3 separate regions of the Mus musculus genome follow, and regions 2 and 3 are each linked to region 1. The links are chromatin contacts, found by Hi-C or POLR2A ChIA-PET in ENCODE. All regions are on one chromosome and are shown on one strand. The core of a region is the stretch at or near the end of the contact, and the rest is flanking DNA. Distances in the headings are between cores, read along the strand shown.

Region 1 (3,363 bases), core at 470-2,969:
AGGTCTTACTATGACAGCCCAGGCTGACCTGGAATTCATGCTTGAGTACAGGAATGTGTTACCACACCAGGCACTCTTTCTCTCTCTCTCTCTCTCTCTCTCTCAAATATTTATTTATTTATTTATTATATGTAAGTACACTGTCGCTGTCTTCAGAGACACACCAGAAGAGGGCATCAGATGCCATTACAGATGGTTGTGAGCCACCATGTGGTTGCTGGGATTTGAACTCAGAACCTCCAGAAGAGCAGTCAGTGCTCTTAACCGCTGAGCCATCTCTCCAGCCCCCAGGCTCTCTTAAGAATAACTTTTATTTTAGACTTATTAATTTGTGTATATGAGTGTTTTGCCTACATGTATGTCTGTGTGCCAAGTCTGTGCCTGGTGCCTGTGGAGGTCAGAAGAGGTTATTGGACATCCCCGGAACCAGAATTATAGATGGTTGTCAGCCACCATGTGGATGTTGTGAACCAAAGCCGGATCCTCCACAAGAGCAACAAGTACTCTGAACGGCTGAGCCTGTGAATAGCTTTTGTTGTTGATGCCTTTTGAGACAGAGTCATTTTTGTAGTCTAGGGTGGCCTCAAACTCATTACATAGCCTAGACTGGACTCAAACTCACAATTCTCCTCATGCTCCTAAGTGTGGGCATTATAGGTTAGCTACGACGTCTAATATAACCACAAACCCATTACTAGACCCTTTTCCACTCTTCTTCCTTAGCCCAGGTTTCATTCCCCACAGTTCACTCTGCCTTGGCAAGAAAATCTGTTGTCATTCCTCCTACGCCCCGCCCAAGTTACCTGGCAACAGCCAGGTAGGCCTGGCTTTGCTCTAAAAGGAACTGCTTGCCCTCTCTGACTCTTTTCTCTCTGACCCCTTTTCCCCTCTCTCCTCTTCTCCCTCCCCGTCCTCTTCAACGTGTACTGGGCCACCAGTTCGTTCGTGTTCTCTCTCTCTCTCTCTCTCTCTCTCTCTCTCTCCCCCCTTTCCCTGCCTCTACTCCCTTCTTAACTCCCCCCCCCCCCAATAAACTCTATGCCATACTGGAGCTGGGTACCTCGGAGAGGAGGGGATGCCTCAGGATGGGCACCTCACCACACCATACCGCGCTCCATAAAACACAACAATTGTTTTATAAAACATATCACAATAACTTTCCGATTCCTCTTTCTTGTCCTCAGGTTCTTCTACAGTCCAGCCTCACATTGGCTGCAAATGACCAATTTTCTTTTTTTCTAGAAAGCCCCTCTAATCTGACTTTGCAACTAAAAAACAAGCAACCTGCCCGACTTTTTCAACTGTTCCACTTCGCATTCCAAGGATCAAATGTGGCTCCAGACTCACCTCCCCCCATCCTTTTCAAACAGTCAAAAGTGCCCAGCGTCAAAGCGACCTCATACATTGGCCTTATCCCGTGCATCTCTCCCAGATACTCCTCCTCTCAACTCCGGACAGGGTTACATGTGTGCATATAGGCTCCCCACTGTCTGCTGTGTGTCTGGGAACCCAGAGGAGACTCGCCCCAAAACAGGATTAAACCTAGTCTACTCCTATGCATCTCGGCGATCCCGAACGGCCACACTTTCTCCAGAGACCATCAGCCATCAATTACTAGGAACTCCGTTGGCATTTCCCTGAGACTGTCGCTTTCGCCGGAACCCTTCTGCCCAGCCCCGGCCGAGCACTTTTTGTTGGAGCACACGAAACCGGAAGTTGAGGAGGAACACAGGCGTGGGAAAGAGCCTGGCGATGGCTTGGAGGACAAACCTTGCTTGCCTCATCAAGGCCGGAGGTAGGGTTCCTGAGCACGAGGTGGATTGCTTTCCAGTCACTAGCCTGTAACCGGGAGTGGTTCTCTTCTGCCCTGTGTCCGGTTGTCCAGCGTGGAGCTGTAGCGGAGCTGAGGGGCGTTCATGTCCCCCAGCCCCGGAGCCCGTCCGCTTTAATGGCCCGGGGTCCACGCGCGTGCGCCCCTTCCCGGGCCGGAGTAGCTCGCTTAGCCTCTGGCTGTGTCGTCTTCCTGTGGCCGCGCTGGGAGGATGACTTTACACTGTCTTATAAAGTTATCCATTGCACAATGTAGACTGCTTGCAAAAATACAGCCTTGTTAGCAATATTGAGAACCATGCAGAACAAAATAAACCGTCCCCACCACTTAGTTAATATCACCAGCCCCCGCTTGCCCCAGTCAGAGCTCCATGTTGCCCAAGCTGGCCTGCAACTCACTATGTAGCTAAATCCTGATCTTCCTGCTTCCATCTCCTAAATGCTAGGATTGCAAGTGAGGAACACCACTCCTGACCAGCTAAAACATTTATTATAAACGTATAAAGTTTAATTTCCTTTAGTTCCATCAGATGATAAACTAGTAAAAAATGGAACTGGAGATCAATCATAAGAGGCGATACAAAAAATCCTCATAATATTATAAATGCCATAAGTAGCAGACATTTGAAATAATTTTAATTAAAATTAAGTGGTTCTAGGTATAGAAACCAAGGCCTTGCCAGAAACTAGGTCCTATCTAACTGGCCCTTAACTTTTTTGATTGTTTTTACTTTAGCAAACAGTCTCATTGCCTGGAACACTGTACTAGACCAGTCTGGCCATGAACTCTCAGAGGTCTGCCTGGTTTTGCCTCCCAAATGCTGGTTTTGTTTGTTTGTTTGGTTTTTTTGAATCAGGGTTTCTCTGAGTAGCCCTGGCTGTCCTGGAACTCACTTTGTAGACCAGACTGGCCTTGAACTAAGAAATCGACCTGTCTTTGCCTCCCAAGTGCTGGGATTAAAGGCACGTGCCACCACTGCCTGGCTCAAATGCTGGTATTAAAGGTGGACTCTACTTATCCCGAGAAGACTACAATTTCTTTATTTTAATTAATTAAATTTTTGGAGATGAGGTCTCAGGTAGTCCAGACTGTCATAAAACTCTTGGAATCTGAATCTTGTATGGACTGCCCCTCAGGTGCTGAGGTTGTACATACGGAGTTACAGTGCCAGGCAACTACAGCTTCTTCCTTGAGACAGCGCCTCTGTGTAGTACTGGCTATCCTGGTGCAGCTGAATTACTATGAAGTCAAGGCCATCCTGGTCTTCATACTGAATTTGAGTATGAAGACTATCCAGTGACATCCTGTCTCAAAAAAGAAAACAACAACAAAAACCCCACAAACAAACCCAACCCTACCAATGATCAAAACCAACCAACCAACCAACCAAAAACCAAACAAACCCTCAAAGATAGATAACTGTAATTATTGTAAAACTACTCTTTATGTTTTGTTTGTTTTTCAATACAGAGTTTCACTGTGCAGTCCTGGTTGTCCCGAACTTCCTCTGTAGACCAGGCTGCCCTTGAACT
Region 2 (3,150 bases), core at 108-2,607, 42 kb before region 1:
CAGAAACCAACCCATGTAACTTCCCCAGCACCCACTAATGAAGTTTTAGATTACCTAATGTTTGATAAAATTCCTCTAGTTTCCCATGGATGCCTTGTGCCCCTTTGTCTGGGGTCACCATTTTTATAAGTGGCTGGCCCCTGCATGCAGGGTTCTTGCTTTCTTCAAACAAAAAACACTCTTGCCTTTGAATGGGAGTGGTGGTCTCAGTGCGTCGCTTTCTGACCTAATATAACAGGTAAACTCAGACATAAAGCTTATGAGAGATGAGATACAGAGAGGCTGGAGGGACAGGAATCAGGTGTTATTGCTTAGTGAGTGGGTACAGAGGTCTTTTTTAAGTTGATGAAATTACCTTGGCAACAGCGGTGACAGAAGCACAGTATTGGAAATAAGAGAGATGCCATCGAACTGTACACTAAAAAATTGTTCAGATGGCCAGTCGTGGCACCTGTGTTTGATCCCAGCTCTTGAAAAGCAGAAGCAGGCAAAGTTTTGAGTTCAAGTGGCCCACACCTGTAATCCCAGACTTGGAAAGCCGAGGGAGTCACCCCAGGTTCAATGCCATCCTAGTCTAGTCTAGTTAGACCCTGTCTCAATAAATATACAAATAGGCCAATTGAGTTAAGGGGGAAAATGGCAATTTTTGTGGCACATACATTCTACCACACTAAGAATCTCCAGACATCACAGAAGGCTGGGAAAAACTAAAACTATACAAGTGTGCACCACACCTCGGGTGGATGGGACTTGGATTTTTAACTGTTTGTGATGGGATCTTACTATGTAACTCTGGCCCTGTGGGGCAAGCCACTCCAAAACGGGGAATTGCAGGCATGGGGCCACCACATTGGGCTTTTGTATTTCTTTATACAGCTATAAACTTTTTAAGGTTCTCCAGAAAACAGATTAGACTGAGCAAATTTTGTGGCAGAAAAAGAGATCTGGAAGTCCGGTGCAGGCTTCCTACCTGGGGCGCAGAACGCGGCGCGGGGGCGGGTTCAGGCTCCGAGCCAGCCTCGACCTCCCGCGCCGCTTGGAGGTACTTGTCCACCAGGTCTTGCAGCAGCGGGTTCTTGTGCAGCTTGGGCTTTGTCAAGGGACCCTTCCGACATATGGGGCAAGCCCAAGGGCAGCCATCCACGGCCCCACGCTTCGAGACCCACAGGTCATGGAGGCACCGGAGACAGAAGCTGTGGCCACAGGGCAGCGTGGTGGGCTGGTCTAGTAGCCCTTGGCAGATAATGCAGCTCAGGTCGTCCTCGCTCAGCCACACGGGGACTGCATTGCCAGAACAAACGGCCGCCATAATTAGGCGACAGCCAGGAAGCACCCTTAGGTTCCGCCTTGTCCTACTAACTTCCCCGGCAACACTTCGCCTTGTCCATCAGCTCGCCCCGCCCCTCCCATCAGCTCGACCCGCCCAGCTGCTAATTCTCCCCAGCCTCTAAAAGCGCCGGACATTGCTGGCTACCTGCCTGGATTTTGGCCTGGAAAAATCATCTCTCTCTAGTAGTTGGGTCCTGCTCGCCTAGCCACAAACACGCAACCCCAACAACTTAAGCTATGAAGAAGGTCCGCTTCAGGAACTCATTTTAGAATCATAAGAGTATCAAAATTACAGTTATGAAGTAGCAACAAAAATGGGATCTAATGCCCTCTTCTGGTGTGTCCGAAGACAGCTACAGTGTACTCATATGCATTAAATGACATTAAAAGACAGCCTCAGGGGCTGGTGAGATGGTTCAGTGGGTAAGAGCACCCAACTGCTCTTCCGAAGGTCTGAAGTTCAAATCCCAGCAACCACATGGTGGCTCACAACCACCCGTAATGAGATCTGATGCCCTCTTCAGGTGTGTCTGAAGACAGCTACAGTGTACTTACATATAATTAATTAAAAAAAAAAAAAAAAAAAAAAAAGACAGCCTCAGTCTTTATTTGCTCTTCTTAAAAATAAGTAAATCTGGGGGGAGGGTATAGGAGACTTTCGGGATAGCATTTGAAATGTAAATGAAGAAAATACCTAACAAAAAATTGGAAGCCAGGCGTGGTGGAGCACGCCTTTAAGGCAGGCGGATTTCTGAGTTCGAGGCCAGCCTGGTCTACAAAGTGAGTTCCAGGACAGCCAGGGCTATACAGAGAAACCCTGTCTCGAAAAACAAAACAAAACAAAACCAAAAAAAAAAAAAAATGGAAAAAGAAAAAAAAATAAGTAAATCAGGGCTGGAGAGATGGCTCAGCAGTTAAGAGCACTGATTGCTCTTCCAAAGTCCCGAGTTCAATGCCCAGCAACCACAGGGTGGCTCACAACCATCCATAATGGGATCTGATGCCTTCTTCTGGTGTGTCTGAAGATAGCTGCAGTTTACTTACATATAATAAATAAATAAATCTTTAAAAAAAAAATAACCAACTACTCTTCCAGAGGTCCTGAATTCAGTACTCAGCAACCACATGGTGGCTCACAACCATCTGTAATGGGATCTGGTATGTCTGAAGACAGCTACAGTGTACTCATATACATAAAATAAATGAACAAATCTTTAAAAAATAATTTTCTTGCTACTTCACAACTGTAATTTTGCAACTGTTATGAATAGTCATGTGAATATAGGAGTTTGCCAAAGGTGTTATGACCCACTCATTGAGAATCACTGCTCTAGCAGGTACCTCAGCAGTCAGGTCCAAAGAACTTTAGAAGCTAGAGAGGATCCACCTCCCCAGGGAGCTGCACTCTGGAGAGACACATCCAGAATTTGTATTGCAGCTTCTCTGACCGGGGAATTAAAAAAAAATCAGTAAATTCAGAGGACCTCATCAGGCATGAAGGCACACATCTGTAATCCCAGCACTCAGGAGGCAGACAGACAGATCTCTGTTAAGTTTGAGGCCAGCCTGATCTACAGAGTGAGTTCCAGAACACTCAGGGCTACATTAAGAGACCCTGACTCAAAAAAAAGAAAGAAAGAAAAAAAAGAAAGAAAGAAAGAAAGAAAGAAAGAAAAAAGAAAAAGAAAAAGAAAAAGAAAAAGAAAGGAGGAAAGGAAAGGAAAGGAAAGGAAAGGAAAGGAAAGGAAGGGAAGGGAAGGGAAGGGAAGGGAAGGGAAGGGAAGGGAAGGGAAGGGAAGGGAAGGGAAGGGAAGGGAAAGG
Region 3 (3,421 bases), core at 757-3,256, 53 kb after region 1:
TGAGAAAGTTTCTCTATGTAGCTTTGGCTATCCTGGAACTCTCTCTAGATCAAGTTGGCCTCAAACTAAGAGATTCACCAGCCTTCTCTTCTCACAAGTTGTCCTCTGATCTTCACACATATGCTGATCCTGGCACATACAATAAATAAATAAATGTAACAAAATAATTTTAAAGGGTAAGAAGAATTTGTAAGGGGTAAAAATAACATTCAAAATAACTGGCAGGAATAATAAACGATATTGGGACAAATTTTGACCATTTAGATAAATGAGGTAAAATTAAATATGTTGAAATAATAAGTGAATTAAAAGTGAATTTATTATTATCATCTTTAAAGCTTTGAGATGGTATCAGAGGCACCACACAACAGACACTCAAGTAAGATCTAAGTTCAAGTACTAGACCTGACATCTACTGGTATGGAAATCTTAAGCAAATTAATTTTTAAAATATAACTTGGGGCTGGAGAAATGGCTCAGCGGTTAAGAGCACTGACTGCTCTTCCAGAGGTCCTGAGTTCAATTCTCAGCAACCACATGGTGGCTCACAACCATCTGTAATGAGATATGATGTCTTCTGGTGTGTCTGAAGACAGCTACAGTGTCCTCATTTAAATAAATCTTTTAAAAAAAAAAAAAACTCGATTAACGGGGTGTGAATGGTGCATTCCTGTGATCCCTGAATAAGCAGGCTGAGGTGAGTAGGTGATGAATTTGAGATGTGCTGTGCTACACAGTAAATAATATAAATATTCTGTAGCTGAAAAAGTTACTTAATTATAAAAATTAAGAATTAGAATTTAAGTGAATACACATCTTAGCTCACTTTAAGGGCACCAGAACACATCAGAAAGCTAGCCTGGTATATGGTGTATAAAAACCATAGCATCTCTGAAGAGGCACAAGCCTGTAATGATGACAGAAGAAAAAGTAGGTCAGAGATGTACTTTAAGATCCTAAAAACTACTTCTAAACGGCATAGAATATCTTTATAGTTGTTTAGTATATATTTCTCTTTCTTTCTCAGAAAGCAAGGGCTTCCTACATTAAGCACTGTCCTCTACTTAGTGTATTCTCTAAAACATGGTAAATATTAAGCACCTACATGTCACTGAGACTCTTAACTACATTACATTAAGCTCTGCGGTCACGGTAAGTTCCTTACTTGATCCATTTAAGTGACATTCTAAATGGAATTCCTAGGACAGGTATTAGTACGGGACTAGCTGAACTTAAAGCTTCATCTTCTTCGCCGTTCTGTGATCCCACATCATCATGAACAAAGAAAGTGACCCTGAAATCCTTGGTGACATGCTATTCCACCAACGTTTCAAGGACCCGGGAACTGTAGTTTTCAAATCCTGACTTAACAACCAGCCCGAAAATATCTTAAAATGCCAACGCTTTTGTGAGAGCTTTACACGGCACACTGAGGCAACTATCCCACACAAAATTATGACTGTGGGTCATCGTGTCCCTCCTTCCTCGTCCCAGAAGCACGCAGGACTCCCCCCATCCTCACGCCACAATTCCCCAACACTGGCAGAAAGGAACTTGACGGATCCTCACCTCAATCTCGTAGTCCTTCACAGGAAGGGGTGCTGCAGCCGCCGCCATGCTCAGGACCCCCACCATGATCTCTGCCTCCTAGAACCCGGGCTCCTAGGCCCTTCAGAGGTCCGGCCCAGCCTGGCTGGAGGCCATAGGGGCGGCAGGTCCAGTGGGAGCGAGCTGCGAGCCGGGGAGCCCGTCTCGGGTCTCGTAGAGACCACCGGCCGGACGCGAGTGAGAGGCTGGGCCCAGGGCCGCCGAGTCAGACTCAGACAGAGATGTACGGGAAGCCCGGGCTCAGGCCCCGAGGTGGCGGCGGGACAATACAAGGTGCCCCCGGGGCAGATTCTCCAGAATAAGCGCTCGAGCCCCACAGAACGCAGATCGGACTAGTGGGGCTTCGGCGGGAGTTCTGTCAATTGGGTTTTCCCGCCGTCCGGAGCGCAGGGGGCGGAGCCTACGACCGCTGTCGGAGGCTGCGCAGACGGTGAGCCGCGAAGGACAAACTACTTCCTTTGGCGAATCTGCGCGCGATTGTAGCAATTTTAGATTAGGAATCTAGTTGAATTTCAGAGATTCGCACTTCCATGTTAAAGTTTGACTTATTGAAGACGTGTTTTGTCTAAGATTACCTAATCATTTGGTGGCCGAATTAACTTAGACTTTAGCCGTTCTTTTTGTTTGTTTGTTTTTCAAGACAGAGTTTCTCTATGTAGCCCTGGCTGTCCTGGAACTCACTCTGTAGACCAGGCTGGCCTCCAAGTGCCGGGATTAAAGGCGTGTGCCACCACTACCCGGCGACTTTAGCTATTCTTAAAATTATATTTTTGAAGCCAGGAAGTGGTGGTGCACTTGGACGGCAGAGCAGCAGATATCTTTAAGTTTGAGGCCAGACTACGTAGAAAGTTCCATTTCAGCCGAGAGACTCTGTCGTTATATAGATAGATATGTAGATAGACTGACTGACAGAAAGACAGACAGACAGAAGATAAAAAGAGATAGAGGAGCCAGGCAACGGAGGCACACTCACACCATTAATTCCAGCACTCTGGAGTTAGCAGAAACAGGCAGACCAGCAGTTTGAGGCCAGCCTGGTATACAGAGAGAAATCCAGGACAGCCAAGGCTACACAGAGAAACCCTATCACGAAAAATCTAAAAAAGGAAGAAAAGAGGCAGCCAAAAGACACCTCATGTTGATCTCTGTACTCTGCATGTATGTATGTACATCTGCACTAACCCACAGGAACATATTATACACATCACACACACAAATATATTTTTTCTTGTTTGTTTGTTTGTTTGTTTGTTTGTTTTTGAGACAGGGTTTCTCTGTATAGCCCTGGCTGTCCTGGAACTCACTTTGTAGATCAAACTCAGAAATTCACCTGCCTCTGCCTCCCAAGTGCTGGGATTAAAGGCGTGCGCCACCACTGCCTGGTGTGTATATATTGGAGGCCAGAAGAGAACATGGAACTGGAATTACAGGCAGTTTTGAGCTACCATTGTGGATGCTGGAAACCAAACCAAGGTCTTCTGCAAGAGCAACAAAGCCCTTTACAACTGAGTCATCTCTCAGGCCTCAGAAAGCATGGGCTGGGCTACTGAGCTACACACCCAGCCCACAATTAACCATTATAAACAGTCTTTGTAAAACCCAGTCACAGTGGTTAAAGATTTAACTGCTGCTGGGGCAGTGGTGGCACATGCCTTAGTCCCAGCACTTGTGAGGCAGAGGCAGGTGGATTTCTGAGTTTGTGGCCAGCCTGGTCCACAGAGTGAGTTCCAGGACAGCCAGGGCTACACAGAGAAACCCTGTCTCAAAAAAAAAATCAAAACAAAAAACAAACAAACAAAAAAGAGCGTAGACT

What was found. A loop is a pair of places that touch in the nucleus more often than their neighbours do. ChIA-PET counts read pairs that join two places held with the same protein, here RNA polymerase II (POLR2A).
Region 2: a loop to region 1 is called in a map of heart, with 4 times the contacts of the local background. The contact joins the promoter of Rnf135 here to the promoter of Tefm in region 1. A Hi-C loop is called at or near these places in 7 of 37 maps with a recorded cell type or tissue (adrenal gland, heart, left cerebral cortex and 1 more). POLR2A ChIA-PET finds 5 or more read pairs at or near these places in 4 of 5 experiments (Patski and embryonic stem cell).
Region 3: a map of left cerebral cortex shows a loop between it and region 1 (2.3-fold over the local background). The contact joins the promoter of Atad5 here to the promoter of Tefm in region 1. A Hi-C loop is called at or near these places in 7 of 37 maps with a recorded cell type or tissue (T-helper 1 cell, adrenal gland, heart and 2 more). POLR2A ChIA-PET finds 5 or more read pairs at or near these places in 4 of 5 experiments (Patski and embryonic stem cell).

What each region holds. Positions count from the first base shown.
Region 1 is chr11:80,140,509-80,143,871 of GRCm38, reverse strand. Tefm (transcription elongation factor, mitochondrial) reads left to right here and starts at 1,719. Exons shown (of 4, transcript NM_183275.2): 1 at 1,719-1,795. The coding sequence starts at 1,753.
Region 2 is chr11:80,182,076-80,185,225 of GRCm38, reverse strand. Rnf135 (ring finger protein 135) reads right to left here and starts at 1,357. Exons shown (of 5, transcript NM_028019.4): 1 at 971-1,357. The coding sequence starts at 1,309.
Region 3 is chr11:80,087,985-80,091,405 of GRCm38, reverse strand. It overlaps Atad5 (ATPase family, AAA domain containing 5), which reads right to left and starts at 2,006. Exons shown (of 23, transcript NM_001029856.2): 1 at 1,570-2,006. The coding sequence starts at 1,635.